Regions from separate parts of the Homo sapiens genome. Here region 1 is linked to region 2. A link is a loop called in an ENCODE intact Hi-C map of the cell type or tissue named here. Cell type or tissue: B cell. All regions are shown on one strand. Each heading gives the region's core, and the rest is flanking DNA. Links, peaks and the distances in the headings are about the cores only.

Region 1 (11,656 bases), core at 3,956-8,955, 94 kb before region 2:
GGTCTTGCTATGTTGCCTGGGCTGGTCTTGTACTCCAGACCTCAGCCAGTCCTCCCACCTCAGTCTCCCAAAGTGCTAGGATTACAAGTGTGAGCCACCACGCCTGGCCTAGACTAGACTGTTGATGATGGAGTGGGATGTATCTCTTCATATCCAAGAACCACTTACCCTGTTATTAATTCGACAGTTTTTATTAAATCAACTTATTTTGTTTTATTTTTTGTTTATAGAGACAGGGTCTTGCTATGTTGCCCAGGCTGGTCTTGAACTCCCCAGCTCAAGCAATCCTCCTGTCTGGGCCTCCCAAAGTGCTAGGATTACAGGTGTGAGCCCCCATGTCTGGCCTGAAATAAACGCAGTGTTTTTTTTTTTTTGAGACAGTCTTGCTCTGTCGCCCAGGCTGGAGTGCAGAAGTGTGGTCTTGGCTGACTGAAACCAGGCAAAATCTGGGCCGGGTGTGCTGGCTCATGCCTGTAATCCCAGCACTTTGGGAGGCCAAGGCAGGGGGATCTCCTGAGGTCAGAAGTTCAAGACCAGCTTGGCCAACATGGTGAAACCCTGTCTCTACTAAAAATACAAAAATTAGTCAGGTGTGGTGGTGCACGCCTGCAATCCCAGAGCTACTGAGGAGGCTGAGACAGGAAAATCGGTTGAACCTGGGAGGCAGAGGTTGCAGTGAACCGAGACCGCACCATTGCACTCCAGCCTGGGCAACAAGAGCGAAACTCAGTCTCAAAAAAAAAAATCTAAATAGGCCAGGCACGGTGGCTCATGCCTGAAATCCCAGCACTTTGGGATGCCGAGACAGGAAGGTCACTTGAGCCCAGGAATTCAAGACCAGCCTAGGAAACAGAGTGAGACCCTCCATCTCTACTAAAAATTAAAAAAATTAGCCCAGTGTGGTAACACATGCCTGTAGTCCCAGCTACTAGGGAGGCTGAGGCGGGAGGATCGCTTGAGTCTGGAAGGTGGAGGCTGCAGAGAGCCGTGATAGCACCACTGCATTCTGGCCTAAGAGAAAGAGCCAGACCCTCACACCTAATCCCAGAACTTTGGGAGGCCGAGGTGAGCAAATCACGAGGTCAGGAGATCAAGACCATCCTGGCTAACACAGTGAAGCCCCGTCTCTACTAAAAATACAAAAAATTAGCCGGGTGTGGTGGCAGGTGCCTGTAGTCTCAGCTACTCGGGAGGCTGAGGCAAGAGAATGGCGTGAACCTGGGAGGCGGAGCTTGCAGTGAACCGAGATCATGCCACTGCACTCCAGCCTGGGTGACAGAGCGAGACTCAAAAAAAAAAAAAAAAAAAAAAAAAAAAAGCCAGACACTGTCTCAAAAAAAAAGAAAAGAAAAGAAAAGAAAAACCTGAAATACTTATTTCAGCCTGATAGAGTCCATTGAGGAGAGAACAGGAACAGGAGAGAAAGGGGAGATGGTAGCGATAAACATGCCTTCGAGAAATTTTACTAAACAAAGGAGCAGAGAAATGGGACCCTCTGTGGAATGACATCCCCAGAGGTGTCTAGCTAGATAAGACAGTAAGATTTGCCGGGCACGGTGGCTCACGCCTGTAATCCCAGCACTTTGGGAGGCTGAGGCGGGCGGATAACTTGAGGTCAGGAGTTCGAGACCAGCCTGGCCAACATGGTGAAACCCCATCTCTATTGAAAATACAAAAATTAGTGGGGCATGGTGGGCAGGCCCCTGTAATCCCAGGCAGGAGAATTGCTTGAACCTGAGAGGTGGAGGTTGTAGTGAGCCAAGATCGCACCACTGCACTCTAGCCTGGGTGACAGGGCAAGACTCCGTCTCGAAAAAAAAAAAAAAAAGATTTAAGTGCATGTTGACACCTTGTATCGTCCCAGGATTTGGGGCCTGGGTCTTGCCTTGTTTCTAGATAATCTGGTTCAGTGCCAAGATTTTAAATAGCATCTCCATGCTGATGACTTCCCTATTCATATCTCCTGTCTCCTGCACACATCCAAATCTACAGACTGGCTGGCGTTCTCAGCCATCAATTGTCCAGAACAGAACTCTTGACTGGCTCTTGTCCCACCCTCTGCCCCTTCCATACGGCTTCATAAGGATGAGAGTAAGGAGTGGTCCTTGTTCTCTTTTTCCTCTCACTTGGCTTCCAGGCCATTAGCAAGCATTGAGGGCTCCCACCCTCACCCCCATCTCTACTGCTCCCATCTTTTAGTCTCTCTGTCTCCACCCGTGGCCCATGAATCACTTTTCCACTCAGCAGTCAGGCAGATCTGAAAAAGTAAATCAAGTCACGCCAGTCTTCTACTTAAAATTCAACATTTTTATCCAGGACAACCAGAATAAAAACCAAATTGGCCAGGTGCAGTGGCTCACGCCTGTGGTCCCAGCACTTTGGGAGGCCGAGATGGGCGGATCACGAGGTCAGGAGATCGAGACCATCCTGGTTAACACGGTGAAACCCCATCTCTACTAAAAATACAAAAAAATTAACCGGGCATGGTGGCGGGTGCCTGTAGTCACAGCTACTCGGGAGGCTGAGGCAGGAGAATGACGTGAACCCGGGAGGCAGAGCTTGCAGTGAGCTGAGATCACGCCACTGCACTCCAGCCTGGGCGACAGAGCAAGACTCTGTCTCAAAAAAAAAAAAAAAAAAAGAATAAAAACCAAATTTTTTTTTTGAAATAGGGTCTTGCTCTGTCACTCAGGCTGAAGTGCAGTGGTGTGATCACAGCTCACTGCAGCCTGGATCCTCCTGCATCAGCCTCCCAAGTAGCTGGGACCACAGGTGTCCCCCACCACGCCTGAGTTTCTTTTTTTTTTTTTTTGAGATGGAGTGTCTTGCTTGTCACCCAGGCTGGAGTGCAATGCCAACATCTCAGCTCACTGCAACCTCCACCTCCCGGGTTTAAGCAATTCTCCTGCCTCAGCCTCCCAAGTAGCTGGGATTACAGGTGCATGCTACCATGTCTGGCTAATTTTTATATTTTTAGTAGGGACAGGGTTTCACCATGTTGGCCAGGCTAGTCTCGAACTTCTGACCCCAGGTGATCCACCCACCTCGGCCTCCCAAAGTGCTGGGATTACAGGCATGAGCCACTGCACCTGGCCTAATTTTTTAATTTAAAAAAAATTATTATTATTATTATTATTTTTTGAGACGGAGTCTCGCTCTGTCACCCAGCTGGAGTGCAGTGGCATGATCTCAGCTCACTGCAACCTCTGCTTCCTGGGTTCAAGCAATTCTCTGCCTCAGCCTCCAGAGTAGTCAGGATTACAGGTGTCTGCCACCATGCCTGGCTAATTTTTGTATTTTTAGTAGAGACGGGGTTTCACCATGTTGACCAGGCTGGTCTTGAACTCCCAACCTCATGATCTATCTGCCTTGGCCTCCCAAAGTGCTGGGATTACAGGTGTGAGCCACTGCGCCTGGCCAATTTTTTAATTTTTATATTTGTTTGTAGAGATGGGGGTCTCCCTGTGTTGCCCAGGCTGGTCCTGAACTCCTGAGCTCAAGCAATCCTCTGGCCTCAGCCTCCCAAAGAGTTGGGATTACAGGTATGAGTCACTGTGCCTGGCCCCAGACTCTCTTCAGTGGCCTCCAAGTTCCTCCATGATCTTTTCCTGGCCTCTGATTTCATCTCATACATTCTCTGCCTTCTTCATCATTTTGTTCTCCAAGAGTCTATCCCCTGCCACGCCCACACCACCCCCACCACTGGCACCTCTTGAATTTCTCAAACTAAGATTCCTTTCCAATGGCATATTGCGTGGGATTCTCTCTTCCAGTATCTGCACATGGCCAGTTTCTTTTCATCCATCTCAACTTAAACATCACAGGTAGATGCTTTTGTGCAAACACAACCTCCCTGTCCACTCTGCCCCACATCCACATGTGGCCTTGTCATGTGGCCACGCCTAGCTGCAAAGAAAGCTGGGAAATGTAATACTTAATTGGGCAGCTCTGTGCTTCCTTTTAGTCACATCCCCCAAGGGCAGCACTATCTTGATTACTCACCGTGACATGCGATTTACATTTACACAAATAGCCTCCGGTTTTTTTTTTTTTTTTTTTTTTTTTTTTTGAGACGGAGTCTCGCTCTGTCGCCCAGGCCGGACTGCGGACTGCAGTGGCGCAATCTCGGCTCACTGCAAGCTCCGCTTCCCGGGTTCACGCCATTCTCCTGCCTCAGCCTCCCGAGTAGCTGGGACTACAGGCACCCGCCACCGCGCCCGGCTAATTTTTTGTATTTTTAGTAGAGACGGGGTTTCACCTTGTTAGCCAGGATGGTCTCGATCTCCTGACCTCATGATCCACCCGCCTCGGCCTCCCAAAGTGCTGGGATTACAGGCGTGAGCCACCGCGCCCGGCCGCCTCCTGTTTTTTTTTTGAGACGAGTCTCGCTCTGTTGCCCAGGCTGGAGTGCAGTGGCGCGATCTTGGCTCACTGCAAGCTCCGCCTCTCAGGTTCAAGCCATTCTCCTGCCTCAGCCTCCCGAGTAGATGGGACTACAGGCGCCCACCACCACGCCCGGCTAATTTCTTTTTTTCATTTTTAGTAGAGATGGGGTTTCTCCATGTTAGCCAGGATGGTCTCGATCTCCAGACCTCATGATCCACCCGCCTCGGCCTCCCAAAGTGCTGGGATTACAGGCGTGAGCCACCACGCCCAGCCAGCCTCCTGTTATTTATACTTACTCTTCACTCTGTTTTGAATATCTCTTTTACTCCAATGCTGATGAGTTCCTGTCACCTGGATTCCAGGACTTGCCTCAGATCCTAGCCTTCCAGAAGCCTAGTTTCAGCCTTTTTTTTTTTTGAGACGGAGTCTCACTCTGTCGCCCAGGCTGGAATGCAATGGTGTGATCTCGGCTCATTGCAACCTCTGCCTCCCAGGTTTAAGCAATCCTCCTGCCTCAGCCTCCCTAGTAGCTGGGATTACAGGCGTGCACCACCACGCCCAGCTAATTTTTGTATTTTTAGTAGAGACAGCGTTTCGCCATATTGGCCAGGCTGGTCTCAAACTCCTGACCTCAGGTGATCCGCCCATCTTGGCTTCCCAAAGTGCTGGGATTACAGGGATGAGCCACCACACAAGGCCTCCAGCCTTTCTTTTGAGTCAATAAGCTACACCATATTCTACCAATATTTTTACTTGAGTCAGCAGTGGTTTCCTACACCTGCAACTCAAGAACTCTAAGGGTTACTGCCTCCATTGTTTGTTAAGGCACCACAAGACTTTGCTGAACTGTACATAATGCTTTAGGTCAATAAAATAATCATCATCATAATGACAACTGAGGAGAAAGTCATGATAATATCAACCTATTGAGCACTATGGTTTTTTTGTTTTATTTTGTTGAGACAGGGTCTCTGTCACCTAGATTGGAATACAGTGGTGTGATATTAGCTCACTACAACCTCTGGCTCTTGAGCTCAAGCCATCCTCCTGCCTCAGCCTCCCGAGTAGCTGGGACTATAGGCACGTGCCACCATGCCCCGCTAATTTTTTTTTTTTTTTAAGTAGAGACGAGGTCTTGCTATGTTGCCCAGGCTGGTGTCGAACTCCTGGGCTCAAGCTGGGCTCAAGCTATCCTCCTGTCTCAGCCTCCCAGTGAGCACTATATTAGTTAGCACATAGATTCTGTACAAAGATCAAGAGAGAACAGTCTACTTTATTTCCCATTTAGTAGTCCATCTATAAGGGGTTGAGAGCTATTTGGGTGGCTTCCTGTTCTCTGGCTGGGCCCCAGGCTCCTCCTATCTTGTTGCTCAGTGTCCTCAACACATGGCTTCCACCTTAGGGACCAAGAGAGTCACTCCAGCTCCTGCAGGAAAGAAAGGAAGAGAGAGGGAGGGCACTCTCTTTTCCATTTATGGTCTTGGTCCAGGAAGTTGCCTGCATTACTTCTGTTCCCATCCCATTGGCCAGAACCTTGTCATGTGGCCACGCCTAGTTGCAAAGAAAGCTGGGAAATGTATTATTTAATTGGGCAGCTCTGTGCTTCCTTTTAGTCACATCCCCCAAGGGCAACGCTATCTTGATTACTCACCATGACATGCGTTTTACATTTACACAAATAGCCTCCTGTTACAGAGTTCTTTGGTTTTTGTTTTCACTCTGTTTTGAAGATCTCAACACGGGTCTCTGTAAATATCTAGTCCATTTCTTCGGCTTCCCCATCTTCTGTGCATTCACCACATTTTACCAAAGTACTCTCCTAGCAATGGCCCCCATATGGCCGCCTCCACACACATCACTGCCTCTTCTCCCCAGGAAGGAGATGCCGGGGCATAGGCTATGTGGGTGCAAAACACTGCCAGGTTGCTCTCCCACATAGCAGCTGCCAGCCCACACTCCTGCCAGGTGCATGTGGGGGTTCTATAGTCCCATAAAAGGTATTTTATTCATTTTTGTCATGTCTATAGTTGGACATCTGTTGTTTTTTGCATGGCCAGCATCCATTCTTCTTTTTTTGGTCACTGTGCCCTAGCATTCTTTTGGGAAACTACCTTTTCCGTCATTCTCAATCCACGTGATTCAGATGGGACTGAATCTCTTACTTACTGGTGTGACCAGGTGATGACACACTGGCCAACAACCATCTAGCACCTCCCAATCAATCCAGTGAAGGCATGTGACTCAAACTGAATCAAATTAGAGCCAGGTCAGGACTCTCACTGGAACTGTTGGGAAAAGGGCTTTCCCTTTCTCTGTGGGTGGTTAAGCTAGAGTGGGTAGAGGCCAAGACTGCTATGATCTCAGGGTAGAAGCTACCTGAGGGTGAAGCAGGCCTCCACAGAAGAAAGTATAGCTGAGAGATGAAGAGTGAGGGTAATTCTCATACTGTGAGAACCAACCATGCCTGAAGGCGACTTGCACTAGAGCTTTTATAAGTTACATAAGTTTCATAGAGTTACATAAGCCAATAAATTCCTTATTTATTTATTGAGACAGAGTCTCATTCTGTCGTTTACACTGGAGTGCAGTGGTACAATCTCAGCTCACTGCAACTTCTGCCTCCCAGGTTCAAGTGATTCTCCTACCTCAGCCTCCCAAGTAGCTGGGATTACAGGTGTGTACCACCATGTCCAGATAATTTTTTTATTTTCAGTAGAGACGGGGTTTCGCCACGTTGGCCAGGCTGGTCTCACACTCCTGGCCTCAAGTGATCCACCTGCCTCGGCCTCCCAAAGTGCTGGATCACAGGCGTGAGCCACCATACCCAGCCAAATTCTTTTTTACACAAGCCAATTTGAGTTGGGCTTAGGTCACTCAAAAGAAGTCAGACTAACCCCACCCATCCTGGTGCTAGGCATACAGTAGGTCATAGGACAAATGTTTGTTTTTTCTTTTTTTGGTAAAGAAAGGCAGACTTATTAGAGAAAGTATGAAGATACACTGCATGAAAGCAAAGGGCAGCACAGCAGAGAAGGGGCTGTCTGCAAATGTTTGTTGAATGAATGAATGAGCCCATGTGTGGGAATAAATGAGACATGACAGACAGCTACCCAGTGATGTGTAAATATCCACAGTGAGTTATCCAGGAGTTCAGGTGAGGAGCACAGGCTTACTTATTTTGCTAAATATGAATTCTAAGGCTAAACAAGACACATGTGAGCTCATTCACTCATTGCACTCCAGTTTTGTTCCTTTTGCTTTCAGATAATCAGATCACGACAGGCGCCGGCCATCACACCTGGCTTATTCTTGTATTTTTAGTAGAGATAAGGTTTCATCATGTTGGCCAGGCTGGTCTCGAACTCCTGACCTTAGGTGATCTGCCTGCCTCGGCCTCCCTAAAGTGTTAGGATTACAGGTGTGAGCCACCACGCCTGGCTCTAAAAGGGTATCTTTTTTTTTTGAGGTGGAGTTTTGCTGTTGTCACCCAGGCTGGAGTGCAATGGCATGATTTCAGCTCACTGCAACTTCCACCTGCCAGGTTCAAGTGATTCTCCTGCCTCAGCCTCTCGAGTAGCTGGAACTACAGGCACACGCCACCACGCCTGGCTAATTTTTGTGTTTTTAGTAGAGACAAGGTTTCAATGTGTTGGCCAGGCTGATCTTGAACTCCTGACTTCAAGTAACCTGGCTGTCTCGGCCTCCCAAAGTGCTGGGATTACAGACGTGAACCACTGCACCCAGCCAAGAGGGTATCTTAAGACCCCACTACATTCCCCCTAGAGGAATAGAGACTAGATAGGCACCACAGGACCCTCTATTCTGCAATTTTCTAGGTATGTTTTATTTTGAGCTGATTTTTATGAAAAGTGAGTACTGAGAAATCCTGAGTGTGGATATTAATCCCATACATCTTACAATGATTTAAATTAAAATTAAATTTGAATTTTTTTGGTCTTTTACTTGAGTATTTGTAAAAAGTAATAAATGTATTTCATTTTAAAATTACCAGTGTTCAGTCCAGGTGCAGTGGCTCACACCTGTAATCCCAGCACTTTGGGTGGCCGAGGCAGGAGGATCACTTGAGGTCAGGAGTTCGAGACCAGCCTGACCAACATGGCAAAACCCCATCTCTACTAAAAATACAAAAATTAGCCGGGTGTGGTGGCACACACCTAGTTCCTGCTCCTCGGGAGGCTAAGTCATGAGAATTGCTTGAACCCAGGAGGTGGAGATTGCAGTGAGCCGAGATCATACCACTGCACTCCAGCCTAGGCAACACAGTAAGACTCTATCTCAAAATAAATAAATAAATAAATAAATGTAAATAAAATTACCAGAGTTCAAGCACAACACAGGACATGTGTGACAGGCCTGTGTCCTTTGCATCTCTTACCTGTGATTTGCTTTTTTTTTGAGATGGAGTTTTGCTCTTGTCACTTAGGCTGGAGTGCAATGGCGAGATCTTGGCTCACTGCAACCTCTGCCTCCTGGGTTCAAGTGATTCTCCTGCCTCAGCGTCCTGAGTAGCTGGGATTACAGGCACCTGCCATCACGCCCAGCTAATTTTTTTATTTTTAGTAGAGGCGGGGTTTCACCATGTTGGCCAGGCTGGTCTTGAACTCCTGACCTCAGGTGATCCGCCTGCCTCGGCCTCCCAAAGTTCTGGGATTACAGGTGTGAGCCACTGTGCCTGGCCTCTGTGATTTGCTTTTGTATTGAGATACAGTCTCATTTTGTCACCCAGGCTGGAGTTTGTGGCATGATCATGGCTCACTGCAGCCTCAACCTCCCAGGCTCAAGCAATCCTTCAACCTCAGCCTCCCAAGTAGGTGGGACTACAGGTGCCTGCCACTACACCTGGCTAATTCTTGTATTTTTTGTAGAGGCAAGGTTTCACCATGTTGCCCAGGCTGCTGTGATTAGTTTTTGTTTTTGAGATGGAGTTTTCCTCTTGTTGCCCAGGCTGGAGTGCAATGGCACGATCTCGGCTTACCGCAATCTCTGTCTCCCGGGTTCAAGTGATTCTCCTGCCTAAGCCTCCCGAGTAGCTGGGATTACAGGCATGTGCCACCACACCTGGCTAATTTTGTATTTTTAGTAGAGACGGGGTTTCTCCATGTTGGTCAGGCTGGTCTCAAACTCCCGACCTCAGGTGATCCGCCCGCCTCAGCCTCCCAAAGTGCTGGGATTACAGGTGTGAGCCACCACACCCGGACTGATTTGTTTGGTTGGTTGGTTTTTTTGGAGATGGAGTCTCACTCTGTCGCCCAGGCTGGGGTGAAATGGCGCAATCTCGGCTCACTGCAACCTCCACCTGCCGGGTTCAAGCAATTCTCCTGTCTCAGCCTCCCTGTAGCTGGGATTACAGGCGTGCACCACCACACCCGGCTAATTTTTTGTCTTTTTAGTAGAGACGAGGCTTCACCATGTTGGTCAGGCTGGTCTTGAACTCCTGATCTCAGATGATCTACCCGCCTTGGCCTCCCAAAGTGCTGGGATTACAGGTGTGAGCCACCGCGCCTGTAGATTTGTTTTTTATCTATTTTTCAACTTTGAATTTCCAATTCATTAAAAAAGAAATCCTGGGGGTGCCAACTCTCTAGGAGCTTAATAATATTTCACTTCGGGCCTGGCGAGGTGGCTCACACATGGAATCGCAGCACTTGGGAGGCTGAGGCAAGAGGATCCCTTGAGCCCAGGAGCTCGAGACTAGCCTGGGCAACATAGCAAAACGCTGTCTCTACAAAATATGAAAAATTAGCAGGGTGTGATGGCACGCACCTGTACTCCCAGTTACTCGGGAGGCTGAGGTGGGAGGATCACTTGAGCCTGGGAAGTGGAGGCTTCGGTGAGCTGTGATCTCACCACTGCCCTCAGCCTGAGTGGCAGAGGGAGATCCTGTTTCAAAAAAAAAAACAAGATTTCACTTGAGGAACGGACTTTTGAATTCCCAAGCTAAAAGAAATCATAAGTATAATTATAATTATGGCATATTAGTGTTGCACCTAAGTAGCATAAGAAATGAATCAGGAACTTTTTGGGCTTTGGGCTTTAAATAGCAGAAACCATGATTTAGAATGGCTTACATGGCCAGGCACAGTGGCTCATGCCTGTAATCCCAGCACTTTGGGAAGCCGAGGCAGGAGAACTGCTTGAGCCCAGGAGTTTGAGAAGAGCCTGGGCAACATGGCAAGACCACACTCTACAAAAAATAAATTAGCTGGGTGTGGTGGTGCATGCCTGTGGTCTCAGCTAATCGAGAGGCTGAGTGGGAAGGATCACTGGAGCCCAGGAGGTCAAGGCTACAGTGAGCCACGTTCACACCACTGCATTCCAGCCCAACACAGGGCATGTATGACAGGCCAGCAACCTTTGCATCTCTGACCTGTGATTCACTTTTGTCTCATAAAAACAAAAACAAAACAAAACAAACAAACAAACAAAACAGAAGAAAGGAAAAAAAGAGTGGCTTACATTTTTTTTCCCCAAAAATCTGGAGGTAAGTATCTGCTGTCGCTGGCGGAACAATACCAGTGCTGGCTATTCTGTGATCATCTTGGCTTTTCTTCTTGGTAAACAAGATGGCTGCTGCAGCTCCAGGTATCATGTGAGTATTCAAAGCAGGAAGAGGCAGGAAAAGGGCTGGAGCCAGTTGTGTCTCTCCCTTTTATCTGGAAAGCAAACATTTCTTGGAAATCCAACAGCAGAGTTGGCAACTGCAGTTGCAAAGGAACCTGGGAGAACAAATGTGAAGCTTTCCAGCTTCTAAAATAGGAAGAAGAATGGCTGGGCATGGTGGCTCACGCCTGTAATCCCAGCACTTTGGGAGACCAAGACGGGTGGATCACCTGAGATCAGGAGTTTGAGACCAGCCTGGCCAACATGGTGAAACCCCGTCTCTACTGAAAATACAAAATTAGCCAGGCGCGGTGGCCTGTATCCCAGGTGCATGCCTGTAATCCCTGCTACTCGGGAAGCTGAGACAGGAGAATCGCTTGAATCTGGGAGGTGGAGGTTGCAGTGAGCCGAGATCATGCCATTGCACTCCAGCCTGGGCAACAACAACGAAAGTTCGTCTCAAAAAATAAATAAAAAAAAATAGGAAGAAGAAAAGAGTCACAGGTTAGGGATGGTAGTTGGCGTAGCTAGTAGGCTGTATCTGTCACAAGAAAGATCACAGAAGCCACAGTGTTCTAGAATATTGAAATCTCTTGTCCTCCTTTCAGTTCTTGTCCCTGAATGACAGACACCGCCAGAACTCACTTCA
Region 2 (11,656 bases), core at 3,507-8,506:
TCCCTCCCCTCCTCTCTCTCTCTTTCTCTTTCTTCCTTCCTTCCTTCCTTCCTTCCTTCCTTCCTTCCTTTCTTTCTTTCTTTTTCTTTCTTTCTTTCTTTCCTTCTTTGCCTTCCTTCCTTCCTTCTTTCCTTCCTTCCTTCCTTCCTTTCTTCTTTTCCTTTCTTTCCTTTATTTCCTTTATTTTTCTATTGACAGGATCTTGCGCTGTCACTCAGGCTGGAGTGCAGTGGTGCAATCTCACTGCAGGTTGCTCACTGCAACCTTCTCCCCCAGGCTCAAGCAATCCTCCCACCTCAGCCTCCCGAGTAGCTGGGACTACAGGTGTGCACCACCATGCTGGCTATTTTTTGGTATTTTTAGTAGAGATGGAGTCTCATTATGTTGCCCAGGCTGGTCTTGAATTTCTGAGCTCAAGCGATCCGCCTGCCTTGTCCTCCAAAAGTGCTAGGATTACAGGTATGAGCCACCATGCCTGGCCAAAACCCCGTCTCTACAAAAAATACAAAAGTAGCCAGGTTTGGTGGTGTGCGCCAGTAGTCCCGGCTACTTAGGAGGCTGAGGTGGGAGGATAGATTGAGCCAGAGAGATCGAGGCTGCAGTGAGCCATTATCCCACCACTGTACTCCAGCCTGGGTGACACAGTGAGACGAGACTGTCTCAAAAAACAAAAACAAACAAACTGATTATATTGAAGTATCATAAAGCAAGTTATAGACATGAAGTCACCCACAAAACCTAAAAATGTCCACTTCCCAGGGGTTCAATTCTCTACTTTCTCTTGCTGTCCACATCTAATCTGTTTTGAAGTTTTTCTTGTCTAGCTTCAACATATACCCTGAACCCCCATCCTTTCTCCTACATCGTCTTAGCCCAAGCTCATATCCCCTCTCGCCTAGAATACCGCAGCCACTTCTCATCTGGTATCCTCTCCCAGTCTTGACCCAACTCCCCACACAGTCACAGGGGTTATCGTTGGAAAATGCAAGTCAGATCATATCACTCTGTTAAAAACACATCCAGTGGCTACTGCAATTAGAATAAACGGCAAACTTCTTTTATGACTGACAAGAACCTGCATGCCCAGACCCTGCCTGTCTGTCTGGCATTCTCGTTGCTTCTTGAGCCTTGTTTATCACGCTCAGGTTTACTGGCGTCTTCCTCTTTCTGCACATATCAAACTCTTGGTACTTGTAATTGTCTGGATTGTACCCCACTCCCAGCCTGAATTCTGTGCTTGACAAAAGGCTACCTTTTCTATCTACTTACCTAAAGAAAGTGAAGAAATGTCTAAGATGTGCTGGTAGGTGAAAAAGTAAGGTGGGAAGTACGTATTGCATACATGTTACCTTTTTATTTATTTATTTATTTGAGATGGAGTCTTACTCTGTTGCCCAGGCTGGAGAGCAGTGGCGTGATCTCAGCTCACCGCAACCTCTGCCTCCTGGGTTCTAGCGATTCTCCTGCCTCAGCTTCCCAAGTAGCTGGGATTACAGGCATGCACTATCATGCCTGGCTAATTTTTCTATTTTTATTTTTCATTTTTATTTCTATTTTTTTGAAACAGAGTCTCTCTCTGTCGCCCAGGCTGGAGTGCAGTGGTGCAATCTTGGCTCACTGCAACCTCTGCCTCCCGGGTTCAAGCGATTCTCATGCCTCAGCCTCCCAAGTAGCTGGGATTACAGGCACGTGCCACCACACCAGCTAATTTTTGTATTTTTAGTAGAGATGGGGTCTCGCCATATTGGCCAGACTGGTCTTGAACTCCTGACTTCAGGTAATCCACCTGCCTCAGCATCCCAAATTGCTGGGTTTACAGGCGTGAGCCACTGCACCTGGCCTAAAAATTTTGTAGAGACAAGGTCTTGCTATGTTGTCCAGGCCAGTCTCAAACTTCTAGCTTCCAATGACTCCCACCTCAGCCTCCCAAATACTGGGATTACAAGCATAAGCCACTGCACCTGGCCTCTATGTTACCATTCAGGAGATATATAGCCCTTTGCTTGTACATGATTCAACTACTTCTGAAAGCATACACAAGAAACAGTTAACTCTTGTTGTCTCTAGGGAAAGATGCTGGGTGTCTAGGGAAGAGTGGAAGAAAGATTTTTACCAGAAATCTTTTGTACCTTTTGGATTTTGAACCACATTATACCTGGTCAAAGTAAATTAACAAATAAATACCATCAAGACTAACTAGTTAAATAAGTAGTTCTGTGGTTATTCTGTGCCTGTCACAAGCTGTTTTTTTTTTTTTTTTTTTTGTAGCACTGATTACAATCTGTAATTATCTTGCTTTTGTGTATGTGTTAACTGATGTTTTGTCCCCGTCCCCGCTGGATTACAAAGTCCTGAGAAGAGAGACTGTTGCTGTTTGTGTCTCACCATTACATGCCTAAGAATTAGCACAGTGCCTGGTAAACGGCAGGATGTCAACAAATATTTCTCTGGGATTTTTTGGTTTTTGTTTTTTCTGAGACAGAGTCTCGCTCTGTCGCTCAACCTGGAGTGCAGTGGCGCAATCTCGGCTCACTGCAACCTCCGTCCCCTGGTTCAAGTGATTCTCCTGCCTCAGCCTCCCCAGTAGCTGGGATTATAGGCACCCGCCACCAAGTCTGGCTAATTTTTGTATACATACATATATATATATATATATATATATATATATATATATATATATGTATTTTTTTTTTTTAAGATAGGATCTTGTTCTGTCTCCCAGGCTGGAGTGCAGTGGTGCTATCATGGCTCACTGCAGCCTGGAACTCCTGGGCTGAAGTGCTCCTCCGGCCTCAGCCTCCCAAGTAGCCAGGACTACAGGCATGTGCCACCATACCCAGCTAATTTTTTTTTTTGAGACCGAGTCTGTTGCTCTGTCTCTCAGGCTGGAGTGCAGTGGCGCGATCTCAGCTCACTGCAACCTCTACCTCTTGGGTTCAAGCGATTCTCGTGCCTCAGCCTCAAGAGTAACTGGGACTACAGGCACGCACCACCATGACCAGCTAATTTTTGTACTTTTAGTAGAGATGGGGTTTCACCATGTTGGCCAGGCTGGTCTCGAACTCCTGACCTCAGGTGATCTGCCTGCCGCAGCCTCCCAAAGTGCTGGGATTACAGGCATGAGCCACTGCACCCGGCCTCCCAGCTAATTTTTGCATTTTTTGTAGAAATGCGGTTTCACCATGTTGCCCAGGCTGGTCTCGAACTTCTGGGCTCAAATGATCCTTCTGCCTTGGCCTCCCAAATTGCTGGGATTATAGGGATGAGCCACTGTGCCTGGACTGTTTTTTTTGTTTTGTTTTTTTTTTTAATATGAAACACTTCATGAATTTGCATGTCATCCTTGCACAGGGGCCATGCTAATCTTTGTGTTATTCCAATTTTAGTATATGTACTGCAGCAGGGAGCATAAATATTTGTTGAATGAATGAATCTTGTCCAGCAGGGACGAAGTGGAAAGGAAGGTGCAATACAATCACTTGTGGATTCAGGATCTGCATACCTGACCGGCAGACCTGCTTGCTGGCTTGGAACCTCCTGAAGTTCATGACTGTCTAATGAATTCTGAATCAGCCATCCTCTGCAATTTCCTTGCTATGTCGGAGTCAGCGAGATTCTATTACCTGCTCTGGGCCTTAGGTTTCATGCCTGCAAAATGGGCCGAGTGAAATAGATCTGTGTTTGCCTAACTGGAGTTGTTCCTGTTCTATCTTTATGATTTTTGCCATATCGTCTATATTATTTAGCATTTTTATATCTGTACCATCTATATTATTTACTTAACATTTTTCTTGCATCGGTTCACTTATTTTTAGCTATATAAATATTATTTCAAAAGGAAACCTTATGTCAATACATAAGCAGAAAACCTATACCTCTTGCCATAAATGGGAGCTAGAAGTAAAAATAAAGACAGTGAAACAACACAATGTGATTACATGCTGGCTAGAGACTGTTGCCTGTACAGGCTTTAGGGTCCAGATCTGCTTGTCCTTTGTCATAAAGGAGATTGGGCTGGGGGTGGTGGCTCATGCCTGTAATCCCAGCACTTTGGGAGGCTGAGGTGGGAGAATATTTTGAGGTCAGGAGTTTGAGATGAGCCTGGGCAACATAGGGAGACCCTTGTCTCTACAAAAAAAAAAAAAAAATTAGCAGGGCATAATGGCACCTGCCTGGGGTCTCAGCTACTTGGGAGGCTGAGGTGGGAAGATCACTTGAACCTAGGAGGTCGAGGCTGCAGTGAGCCACGATTGTGCCACTGCACTCCAGCCTGGGCAAGAGAGTAAGACCCTGACTCAAAAAAATCAAAAACAGAAAAGGAGATTGTACCACACTGAGACTTCCTACTAGAGGTAGAATTAGAAGAGGATTGAAAAAGGGGTGACTGAGGCCGGGCGTGGTGGCTCAAGCCTGTAATCCCAGCACTTTGGGAGGCTGAGATGGGTGGATCACCTGAGGTCAGGAGTTCGAGACCAGCCTGGCCAACATGGTGAAACCCCATCTCTACTAAAAATACAAAAAAATTAGCCAGGGGTGGTGGTGGTGCCTGTAATCCCAGCTACTCGGGAGGCTGAGGCAGGAGTGTCGCTTGAACCCAGGAGGCAGAGGTTGCAGTGAGCCAAGATTGCACCATTGCACTCCAGCCTGGGCAATGGGAGCCAAACTCCATCTCGAAAAAAAAAGAAAGAAGAAAGAAAGAAAGAGAGAGAGAGAGAGAGAGAAAGACAGAAAGAAAAAGAAAGAAAGAAAGAAGAGAAAAGAAAGAAAGGAAAAGGGGTGACTGGCTGGGTGTGGTAGCTCACGGCTCTAATCCCAGCACTTTGGGAGGCTGGGATGGGAGGATCACTTGAGGCCAGGAGTTTGAGACCAGCCTGGGCAACATCGTGAGACCCCCCCATCTCTACTTAAAAAAAAAATGAAAGAGAGATTCCTTTCCACAGTGCTTTTTAATGGTGCCCGAATATTTTACCAAAAATAATCTCATCTACACTAGGGGAAACATTGAGTTTAAATTGCTCATTTCACAAACGTAGAAACTGAGGCCCAGTATGGGGGTTGAAATTTTCCAGGGTAGTCATTTGGGAATTTGTCAAGTCTGGACTGTAAGCTTTCATAATAGGAACTGCATTGGCATGTGCTTGGGACAGGTCTGGTATACAGTGTCATTCAATAAATGAGTCCTGAGCCAGGCATGGTGACACATGCCTATAGTCCCAGCTACTCAAGAGGCTGAGGCTGGAGGGTCCCTTGAACCCAAGAATTTGAGGTTGCAGTGAACTATGATTGCACCACTGCACTCCAGACTAGGCTACAGAGTAAGACCATGTCTCTAGAAAAAAAAAAGTAATAATAAATAAGAAAAAAAGAGAAAGAAATTAGTTTTTTTTTTTTAGAGACGGAGTCTCACTCTGTTGCCCAGGCTGGAGTGCAGTGGTGTGATCTCGGCTCACTGTAACCTCTGCTTCCCGGGTTCAAGCAATTCTCCTGCCTCAGCCTCCTGAGTAGCTGGGACTACAGGCGCATGCTGCCACGCCTGGCTAATTTTTTGTATTTTAGTAGAGACGGGGTTTCACCGTTGTTGCCCAGGCTGGTCTCGAACTCCTGAGCTCAGGCAATCCACCTGCCTCGGCCTCCCAAAGTGCTAGGATTACAGGCGTGAGCCACCGTGCCCGGCCAGAAATTAGTTTTTATTTTATTTATGTATTTATTCATTTATTTTGAGATGGAGTCTCGCTCTGTCCCTTGGCTGGAGTGCCGTGGCGCGATCTCGGCTCACTGCAAGCTCCGCTTCTGGGGTTCACGCCATTCTCCTGCCTCAGCCTCCCGAGTAGCTGGAACTACAGGTGCCTGCTACCATGCCCAGCTAATTTTTTTGTATTTTTAGTGGAGACGGGGGTTTCACCGTGTTAACCAGGATGGTCTTGATCTCCTGACCTCGTGATCTGCCCACCTCGGCCTCCCAAAGTGCTGGGATTACAGGCCTGAGCCAGGTTCTTTATCAAACCTGCTTGTTTTTTGTTTTTTTTTGTTTTTTATGATATTATTCTGTTTGCATATTTTGGTACCTTCTTTTGTGTCTTTAATAATTATTAGCTCATCTTTCGATGGTTTTTGTGCAAACATGCTATTATCTGAAAGTACGCCTTTGCTTGCTGGGTTGACTCCTAGCTCCAGGAGGATGATTTCTATATTGTAATTTTGGATTACATGAGCCCCAAGGCCTGATTTCCTGCCCTTGTATTTGCATTGCATTAGGAGGTCTTTGCTTTCTGAGACCCGTGACACCTCCTCCTCTGGCATAGTATCTATCAGTTCACACTACCGGTTGGGTTTCAGTTCCATTTTTGTTTTTTGACATGGGGGATTTCCCTTTCTTTCCTGTGAACCCTGTGATTCATTTAAAAGAGTACTTGTTATCTTTTACTCAGAATTTCCAGATGTTTTTGCGGGTGGGGTTGAGTGTTTCAGGCTATCTAATCTGCTGTATTGCTGGAAACTGACCACCTTTGCGCTTTTTTTAGTTTCTTTTCTCTACCCCCTAGCTCTGAATATTCAGTTTCTGTTCTTTCATTTCCCACCCTACTCCCTCCTGTCTCATATATCTTTTATACCTTCAGCTTCAAATCCTTTTCTTAACAAGTTGATTTACTCTGGAGTTTCTAATTTAAATGCATCCCAGGTGGCAATCTCACAGGTCAACCTGGTTCCTGTTGGGCCAGATATTCTGGGTCCAGCTATCTCATAAATCACTTGCCCTGCCCATGCATTGGCTGCCCCTGGGGCTGATGCCCATGTCTGACACAATCAGCTGTGGTGTGAGCAGAAGTTGCCAGTCACATGGTACCAAAGAAGGTGACTTCTGCTCTGTCTTTAGAAGGGTCTGTGGGTAAGTGGGGCAGACATCATGACTGACATGTACAGTAACATCCTTAACAGGTTTGCAATGTAGTTGATTGATAATAGCCAGAAGGTTTAAAATATTTTTTTTTTTGAGATGGAGTTTTGCTCTTTTTGCCCAGGCTGGTGTGCAATGGCGCGATCTCGGCTCACTGCAACCTCTGCCTCCCAGGTTCAAGTGATTCTCCTGCCTCAGCCTCCCGAGTAGCTGGGATTACAGGCATGCACCACCACCCTGGCTAATTTTGTATTTTTAGTAGAGACGGGTTTTCTCCATGTTGGTCAGGCTGGTCTTGAACTCCTGACCTCAGGTGATCCGCCCACCTCGGCCTCACAAAGTGCTGGGATTACAGGCGTAAGCCACCACGCCTGGCAAATTTTTATTTTTTTTAAAGCTAGAATCTTAACTTGCCTTATACATTCACCTCTGGCATAGATACTGTTTGCATGCCCCAACATGGCTACTCCTTCCATGTTCCTACTCTGTAAGTACTAAATCATTGATAGAGGGTTTGTCCTCTCAAATAAGCTTACTGTCATCACTTTAAAACACTATTTCTTTTCTTTACTTTTTTTTTTTTTTTTTTGAGACGGAGTTTCACTGTTCTTGTTGCCCAGGCTGGAGTGCAATGGCACGGTCTTGGCTCACTGCAACCTCTGCCTCCTGGGTTCAAGCAATTCTCCTGCCTCAGCCTCCTAAGCAGCTGGAATTACAGGCACCCGCCACCACGCCTGGCTAATTTTTATATTTTTAGTAGATACGGGGTTCCACCATGTTGGCCAGGCTGGTCTCGAACTCTTGACCTCAGGTGATCCGCCCGCCTCGGCCTCCCTAAGTTCTGGGATTACAGGTGTGAGCCACCGCACCTGGTCCCCGAATTCATTTTTTAAAAAAGGAAGTGTTTTATTCCAGGGCTGGAGTCAGCCAACCTTTAAATGCCCCCGAAACTCTATATGATGGGATACCATGTAGCCAGTGAAACATTATGAAGCTGCTTAACATTCAACAGTTAAAAAAGATCTCCCAGATACTTTACTTTTAAAAGAAGTTGTGGATACATTGTAGGTGTATATATCAATGGGGTATACAGGATGTCTTGTTACAGGCATGCAATGTGAAATAAGCACATCATGGAGAATGGGGTCCAGATACTTTAAGTTAAAAAAAAAAAAAGAGATAAAGCAGTGTGTATAATAGGCCTTATTTTGTGTTACAAAAATGTATATATATATAGACCAGATGCGGTGGCTCACGCCTGTAATCCCAACACTTTGGGAGGCCAAGGCAGGCGGATCACTTGAGGTTAGGAGTTCAAGACCAGCCTGGCCAACATGGTGAAACCCCGGCTCTACTGAAAATTAAAAAAATTAGCTGGGCGTGGTGGTGCACGCCTGTAATCCCAGCTACTTGGGAGGTTGAGTCAGGAGAATTGCTTGAACCCGGGAGGTGGAGGTTACAGTGAGCAGAGATCACGCCACTGCACTCCAGCCTGCGTGACAGAGGGAGACTCCATCTCAGAAAAAAAAAAAAAAGAATATATATAAATACGTGTGTGTGTGTGTGTGTGTTTATTTGTAAATGCATCTCTTAAATAATACCTAAGAAATTGGCAATGGTGGCTCCTCTGGAAGAGGAAGTGGGTGGCTGAGGGACTTACATCGCATTTCCTTTGTAGAAGTTAAAAATAAATGAAGAGGCTGGGCGCAGTGGCTGACGCCTGTAATCAAAGTGCAAGCAGCAGTTTGGGAGGCCAAGGCGGAAGGATCACTTGAGGCCAAGAGTTCAAGACCAGCCTGAGCAACATAGTGAGACCTTGTCTCTACAAAAAAATTTTAAAAATTAGCTGGGTGTGGTGGTATGCGCCTGTAGTCTCAGCTACTCAGGAGCCTGAGAAGCAGTGGAATAGTTTGAGCTGCGGTGAGCTATGACTGTACCACTGTACTCCAGCGTGGGTGACAGAGCGAGACCTTGTCTCTAATAAAATAAAAAATAAGGGCAGGGTGCGGTGGCTCACGCCTGTAATCCCAGTACTTTGGGAGGCCGAGGCGGGTGGATCACCTGAGGTCAGGAGTTCAAGACCAGCCTGGGCAACATGGTGAAACCCCGTCTCTACTAAAAATACAAAAATTAGCTGGGTGTGGTGGCATGTGCCTGTAATCCCAGTTACTCGGGAGGCTGAGGCAGGAGAATCGCTTGAGCCCAGGAGGTGGAGGTTGTAGTGAGCCAAGATTGCACCATTGTACTCCAGCCTGGGTGACAGAGCGAGACTCTGTCTCAAAAAAAAAAAAAATAAAATAAAATAAAAGGAAGGAGGAAAAAAGAAAGGAAAGAGGAAGAGAGGAGGAAAGGAAAGAAAATATTGTCTGGGTACAGTGGCTCATGCTTGTAATCCCAGCATTTTGGGAGGCTGAGGCAGGCAGATCACCTGAGGTCAGGAGTTCCATACCAGCCTGGCAAACATGGTGAAACAAAAATTAGCCATGTATGCTGGCACACGCCTTTAATCCCAGCTACTCGGGAGGCTGAGGCATGAGAATCACTTAACCTGGGAGATGGAGGTTACGGTGAGCTGAGATCTCGTAACACTGCACTCCAACCTAGGTGACAGAGCAAGACTCTGTCTCAAAAAAAAAAAAAGAAAAAGAAAAAGAAAATGGGCCCGGAGTGGTGGTTCACTCCTGTAATCCCAGCACTTTGGGAGGCTGAGGCGGGTGGATCACCTGAGATCGGGAGTTCGAGCCCAGCCTGACCAACATGGAGAAACCCTGTCTCTACTAAAAATACAAAATTAGCCAGGCGTGGTGGTGGACGCCTGTAATCCCAGTTACTCGGGAGGCTGAGGCGGGAGAATCGCTTGAACCCGGGAGGCAGAGGTTGTGGTGAGCCGAGATCATGTCATTGCACTCCAGCCTGGACAACAAGAGCAAAACTCCGTCTCAAAAAAAAAAAAAAAAAAAAGAGAAAATGTAAGAATAGCTCCTAAGCCAAGCTGGGAAAATATTTGCTGAAGAATGGCAACACCTCACATTTATCTGTCTCTAGAAAAAGGCAAGGGTTAAGTCAGTTCCTCAAAAAGGCCACCTCAGAAGCCATGGCCTTTCCACTGGCAGTACTTCTCTCTTGACTTTACCCTTAAGAGGAATTGGGATCTCAGATCTATATACCAAGCCTGGCCCATATGTTTGAGGTCATGAAAAAGAATGTGGGGGCCAAAAATTCATCCTCCTAGCTCAGTGTCTTCAAGCCTTTGGCTGAATCGCAGAACAGCAACAAACATATTTCACATTGTGATTCAGTATTGACACTTGTATTTCTTTCTCTTTTTTTGAGATGGAGTTTCACTCTTGTTGCCCAGGCTGGAGTGCAATGGTGCGATCTCAGCTCACTGCAACATCTGCCTCCTGGGTTTAAGCAATTTTCCTGCCTTAGCCTCCAGAGTGGCTGGGATTACAGGTGCACGCCGCCATGCCCGGCTAATTTTTGTAGGTTTTTTTTTTTTTTTTAAGATGGCCGGCTAATTTTTGTATTTTTTTAGTAAAGATGGGGTTTCATCATATTGGTCAGGCTGGTCTCGAACTCCTGGCCTCAGGTGATCCGCCCACCTTGGCCTCCCAAAGTGCTGGGATTACAGGCGTGAGCCACCACGTCTGGCCTATATATATACATATTTGTAACACAAAAAAAGGCCTATTATACATACTGCTTTACCTTTTTTTTTTAACTTAAAAGTGTCTGAACCCCATTCTCTGTGATGTGCTTATTTCACATTGCAAAACTGTAACAAAACATCCTATGTACTCCATTGATATATACACCTACAATGTATCCACAACTTTTTTTAAAAGTGAAGTATCTGGGAGATCTTTTTTAACTGCTGAGTGTTAAACAGCTTCATAATGTTTCATTGACTACATGATATTCCAACATATATAGTTTGGCTGACTCTTGGTATCCCATCATATAAAGGTTGGCTGACTCCAGCCCTGGAGTAAAACACTTCCTTTTTTAAAAAATGAATTTGGGGACCAGGTGTGGTGGCTCATGCCTGTGATCTCAGCACCTAGGGAGGCTGAGGCGGGCAGATCACCTGAGATCAGGAGTTCAAGACCAGCCTAGATAACATGGTGGAACCCCGTCTCTACTAAAAATACAAAAATTAGCCGGACATGGTGGTGGGTGCCTGTAATTCCAGCTGCTTAGGAGGCTGAGGCAGGAGAATTGCTTGAACCTGGGAGACAGAGGTTGCAGTGAGCCAAGACCATGCCATGGCACGCCACCCTGCGCGACAAGAGCAAAACTGTCAAAAAAAAAAAAAAAAAGAAAATGAGTTTTAAAGTGATGGCAGTAAGCTTATTTGAGAGGATAAACCCTCTTCCAGTGATTTAGTACTTACAGAGTAGGAACATGGAAGGAGTAGAGATGTTGGGGCATGCAAACAGTTCTATGCCAGGGGTGAATGTATAAGGTAAGTTAAGATTCTAGCTTTAAAAACATAAAAGTTAAAACCCTGTGGCTATTATCAATCAATTACATGGCAAACCTGTTAAGGATGTTACTGTACAAGATTTTGCATGGACATATGTTTTCAATTCACTTGGGTATATACTTAGGGGTATAATTGATGGGTCATATGGCAATTCTTTGTTTAACACTTTGGAGAACTGCCCACCAATTTTGCGAAATGGAGTACCATTTTACAGTCCCACCAACAGTGTACAAATGGTTCAATTTCTCTACATTGTGGTTAACACTTAAAAA

What was found. Peaks named below come from ENCODE experiments on the same cell type or tissue, not always from the same donor. Only the 100,000 strongest peaks of a DNase experiment are listed, where the experiment ranks them.
Region 1: it touches region 2 in a loop (3-fold over the local background); 5 of 110 quality-filtered maps call a loop at or near these places.

What each region holds. Positions count from the first base shown.
Region 1 is chr20:47,386,286-47,397,941 of GRCh38, forward strand. It overlaps LINC01754 (long intergenic non-protein coding RNA 1754), which reads right to left. Exons shown (of 3, transcript NR_146496.1): 2 at 10,864-11,060. Among named protein-coding and RNA genes, the nearest start is that of LINC01754, 20 kb to the right of the region's middle. RefSeq lists enhancers at 5,733-5,862, 6,033-6,222, 6,483-6,532. In B cell, for the core only: no CTCF peak of the experiment used is centred there; DNase peaks (open chromatin) are centred at 6,086 and 6,616; H3K27ac peaks cover 2,041 bases.
Region 2 is chr20:47,480,972-47,492,627 of GRCh38, forward strand. It overlaps the pseudogene RNU6-497P. Among named protein-coding and RNA genes, the nearest start is that of NCOA3, 15 kb to the right of the region's middle. RefSeq lists enhancers at 5,584-5,653, 6,254-6,583, 6,614-6,663 and silencers at 6,874-6,923, 6,944-7,003. In B cell, for the core only: no CTCF peak of the experiment used is centred there; DNase peaks (open chromatin) are centred at 6,360, 6,810, 7,360 and 7,960; H3K4me3 peaks cover 1,348 bases; H3K27ac peaks cover 3,860 bases.